2 separate regions of the Homo sapiens genome follow, and region 1 is linked to region 2. A link is a loop called in an ENCODE intact Hi-C map of the cell type or tissue named here. Cell type or tissue: chondrocyte. All regions are shown on one strand.

The links. A loop is a pair of places that touch in the nucleus more often than their neighbours do. Peaks named below come from ENCODE experiments on the same cell type or tissue, not always from the same donor. Only the 100,000 strongest peaks of a DNase experiment are listed, where the experiment ranks them.
Region 1: a loop joins it to region 2, with 3 times the contacts of the local background. A loop is called at or near these places in 1 of 110 quality-filtered maps.

The regions. Positions count from the first base shown.
Region 1 is chrX:108,437,102-108,439,601 of GRCh38, reverse strand. It overlaps COL4A6 (collagen type IV alpha 6 chain), which reads left to right and starts at 1,180. Exons shown (of 45, transcript NM_033641.4): 1 at 1,180-1,416; 2 at 1,609-1,660. The coding sequence starts at 1,406. In chondrocyte, no CTCF peak of the experiment used is centred here; a DNase peak (open chromatin) is centred at 1,401.
Region 2 is chrX:108,493,960-108,496,459 of GRCh38, reverse strand. All of the region lies in intron 1 of COL4A5 (collagen type IV alpha 5 chain), which reads right to left. Among named protein-coding and RNA genes, the nearest start is that of COL4A5, 55 kb to the right of the region's middle. In chondrocyte, no CTCF peak of the experiment used is centred here; no DNase peak of the experiment used is centred here.

The DNA of each region.
Region 1 (2,500 bases), 57 kb after region 2:
AATCTCATTGGTGTGCGTACCAAAGCCAATTACAAATAGATCTAAACTGGGACTATTTTTTTAGCGGATGGATCTCAGAGGGGCCGTGCTTTTTATTGTTACTCATTAGAAACAAATTTTGGTCGGTGCTCCCTGGGCTGCTGGTCTTCTTTACCTTCCAGCTGCTCACAGAACAGAGAGTTTCTACATACAAGCAGAAGATGTGAAAATATTGGGAATAAATAAAGTATATGCTTATAAACAAGTAAGAAAATAAGTATATGTGCGTGAATACTTTATGTGTGTTATATACGTATAAGATCTGGGAGCATTCAGCAGGTATTGGTAATTATTCTATGGTATTATGTTATTATAATACAGCTATATCTCTGTTTAGCTGCATTGAATCCTATAATTAATGCCTCCTATATTGAGCTAATGTAAAAGGTATTGACTCTCATTGTAGTTGTGTTTCAGAAAGATTTAGGGCAGGGAATTAAATAAATTTAGTGCAGTGTTTCTTAGAATTAATATAAACACTTAATTGGAAATATTTAAATAGAGTTGATGGCAGCTGAATCGATATCTCCCATATAAAGACTTGAATGTTCCTTTGATAATTCTGATATATAGATTTTTTTTAAAGTAACAAAAGAACTAGAAAATACTTTCTGCGGACTCCTTGGAGAATCTTCAAGAATTTGATGAAGAATTCTTCACAACATTTCTATCTTCCTAGAATTAACCACTTTAGAGTCTTTCAAGGTTTTGGATCTATTTCACGAGGGCCCACTCATCCTTAGGTTCTGCTTAGCTCAGAGTGGATTTACAACTCCAGAAACTGTCTCCCCTTCCCAATAGCCTAGTGTACTATCAATTTGAATCAGTGTTGTATGCATTTGGGCATGTGTGCAAGGGCACTTTCGGGCCCATCTGTCTTATGTGGGAATAGTATGCCTATGTCTCTTTATGTGTAACCTAACAGTAAAGTTGAAAGTATATGATGCACAGTTGCTTAGGTCTTAGCGTATAGGTCTCTAAGGGGCTGTGTGTGAAGCTGTGGAGATACTTAGGGCTGTTGTGTGGAAAGGTGCCTGAAAGTGAGAAAGACTACCGGCTGCCCAAGGTAGGGGGGATGATTGACAGCAGACAGCCCCGCCCCTTTCCCCTCCATTCTTTCCTCTCCTGCTGCATGGAACTATCTCCTGAGTGCTGCAAGTTGTAACGGGCACCGCTGAGCCTGTTTCCCTTTGGAGCACTTCTTATCTAGAAGCAGTGTTTAGTTTCTTCCAAACTGGGCCACTTCGTCCACCTACTCTGTTCTGAGTAAGGAAACAGCCTCCAAGCATCAGCAGAGCCCAGATGAGCACGGGCCGCGGAGCCGCTTAGCAGTCTCCCGGGACCCAGCTCCGGAGGAGCCGCAAGCATGCACCCTGGGTGAGCTGTTGCTGCCCCGAGCTCCCCTCCTCTTTCTTACTTCGGGTTACTTTGCCAGGCCGGGACTATACTGGTACTTCTGTCACTGCAGAGAAATTGGGAGCAGGCATCCAAAAGGGTTCGGGGGGCGACAGGCAGACGCACGACCCCGAAGCCTAGAGAGCCCATTACTCACCCTCCCTCCCATTTCAGGTTGTGGCTGCTCCTGGTTACGTTGTGCCTGACCGAGGAACTGGCAGCAGCGGTGAGTCTCTTCTCACGACCCTTTTCCGTCCCCCTCCTTTGACCCTCTAACCATCCCCATCTCTAGTATTTATGTTAGGGGGTTGCAGAGAGTTTCACCACGAGACGGAGTCCACACCACTCCCCTTTCTAATGGGAGTTAATGAGATTCTTGAGAGGAATAGCACAGTGTCAAGTCAGTGTTTTTGGGACCAAGATATCTTCCAAAACTTCGTAACGGGTTGGGAAAATAAAAGTGGAAGACACAAGATGCACACATTTCTGAGCCTCTTCCCCAGACGACTTAAGATGACTAGCATCAATCTCCACGGCAGAAGAAACATAATTTTCCCTGGTCTTCAAGAACTTGAATTGGCACACTAGTTTGAGAGTGGGAGGAGAGCACAAGGAGTGGAACTTCAAAGTGCCGCAGATGCTATGGAAATGAAACTTAAGTACATGCTTAGAGTCGTTTGACAGTACCAGGTGACAACATCTGGATTCTTTAACTACCTGAATTGAACTGATACCACTAGGTGATGTTCAATTTCTGTCTGATGTGTCGTGTTACTCGTTTCTGCATCACCAGAAAGTTAAAAGATAAAGCTGTTATAATAGAAAAAAAAATCAAAGTTAACATTTCATAGGCTGTTTAGATGTCATCTATCAAATCAACTAGGGACTGCAGGTAAAGAAATTTCTGAAGACTTTTGGTCAAGAAAAGTTTAATGGGTCCCAGAAAGTATTGAAATCTCCAGTGGAATTACTAGGATAATTTCACAAAGATGGAGTGACCCAAATAATCAAAGATGCTGCAGTTTTCCAGTTTCACTAGCTACTTAAGCTGGCAGAAATAAAAACT
Region 2 (2,500 bases):
TTATAAATTTAAAAAATAGCAATCATACAAAGTACATTATCTGATCATAATAGAGTTGAACTAGAAATCAAAAAAGAGAATGATATTGAGAAGATCCTCAAATGTTTGCAAATGAAACAAGACACTTCCAAGTATTAACATATGAGTCAAAGTAAAATTATTGAAAAAAACTGTTTTGAGTAAATTAAAATGAAAACGAAAACATAACATGTCAAAAATGAGTGGTGTGTAGCTAAAATGTTCTTAGAGGGAAATTTATTACATTAAATGCATACATTAGAAGAAATGTCTCAATTCAATAATCTAAAGCTACATCCTGAGAAACTGGAGAGGAAAAAACAAAATGAAGCCATTCATGGACAGTTTTGGGAGAAGCACTGCAAAGCAGGGAAGGCAAATCCATATCCCGATTGTCTGTTCCATTAAAGACAAAACGCTGCCTCTTCCATGGTAGAAGGGGTCCGATGTAATCAACCTCCCACCAGAGAGTTGGCTGATCACTCCAGGCAATGTTGCCTCATCTGGTGTTGCTACCAGTGTTGGTCTCTGCTACTGGCAGATTGGACATCCAGCAATGGCTATAGCCAGTTTGGTCTTGGTGAGTGGAAGTCCAGGATGCTGAACCCATGCATAATTTCCATCCCTGCCATCATGGCCATTTTGCTCATGAGCCCATTGGGCACTGACAGGAGTGGTTGGGAAAGAGACTGACTGATATCCATAGAACGGGTCATCCTATCCACTTGGCTATTAAAATCCTCCTCTGCTGAGGTTGCCCTTTGATGAGACACAATTATCTTCATGTTTTTTGCCCATTCAGGGAGGTCTATTCACACATCTCTTCTCCAAATTTCTTTGTCACCAATTTCCCAATAATGTTCCTTCCATGTATATCCTCTTACATGAAATGTATGATCATATCTTTTGTCCATTTTCTAATGGGATTTGGGGGGGTTTTATTGAACTGATCAGTTTTGGGAGTTTTAAAAATATATATTCTAAATAATAATCTTCTACTGGATATGTGTTTTGCAAATATTTTCTCCGTTTATAGCTAGTGTTTTCATTCTCTGTTTAACAAGGACTTTCACAGAATAAACATTTTTAAATTTTGATTATTTCATGAACTAGGCTTTTGGTATTACGTCTAAGAATTCTTCATCTAGCTCTAGGTGATGATTTTATTTTTTTCTAAACGTTTTATTGTTTTCTTTTTATATTTAAACCCATGATCCATTCTGAGTTAACTTTTTTGTAAGGTGTGAGGCTTAGGTCAAGGTTCATATTTTTGTCTATGGATGCTCAATTGTTCCAGAATCATTTGTTGAAAAAAAAAGTTATTCTTCCTCTATTAAATTGCTTTTGCTCCTTTGTCAAAAAATAGCTGGGCATATTGTAAAGGTCTATTTCTTAATTCTCCCTTCTATCATATTGATCTATGTGTCTATTCCTTCTCTACTACTGCAACTGTTTTAATTAACTACAGCTATATAGTAGGTCATAATATCATGTAGAGTGATTCCTCCCACTATATTCTTTTCCAATATTCATGACTCAGTCTTTAAGCATCTTTTTCTAACCCAGAGCCTGAATGCATCAAGTGAAAGTCTAAGTATTCATCCCCAAAGACACAAAATCATGGGGCTGAAGATAATGGGAGGATGAAAAATGCTAAATTTTATGTTAACTGCGCAAAATTTGCACTATTTCTTCAGTATAGAATCTGCCTCTAATATATCTTAAAACATATAGGATTTTAAGAACTTGTGAGTGACTCAGTGTTTGAACATTCACTTAGAAAAACGATCATTTCCACATAAACCTCCCTCTGCGTTATCTAACTTAGAAGTGCACTGAAAAAAAAAAAATCAGGCCTTTAATTTATAAAACCAAAAGTCCTTCTGAAAGTAAATGCTTATGGCATGATGGAATACAAACTAAGAAAATGGTATGACATATGTGTTAAAACTTGAAATATTTTCTTGCATATAAAATATTTGAGGAACTCAAAGTAAAAAAATATAGAAAGAAGAACCAAATTCCTGTTACCTCCTGCCCCTTGTACTAATTGTATTACATCTTTTCTTACGGATATTTTTTCCTCTTTTGCTCTTCCTATCATCCATTTGTCGTTAGGATACTTTTTATAAAATGCTGACCTACAAGAAAATCCATGTGTCAGAGTGGTGCTTTTTTCTAGAATAATCATTACAAACAATTAAATTAGGGGCCACCTGAAAGAAGCATCTTTTATTCAGTCTCAATAATGCTAGATCTGTTTGGACCTGCAAAGAAATTCTTAAGAAATACACAAAGAACTCAGTATTACAATTGTTTAGGTCAAAAAATAGACTTAAAATTGTATTTAAATTTTAATTTATAAAAACAAGGAAAAGTATTGTAGACTTAAATAGTTGCAATCTATTTTCTTATGGAAATTTTTATCATTTTCTGTGCATCAGGCAATATCAAAATAAACAAAGTTACCAAAGCATAGTCA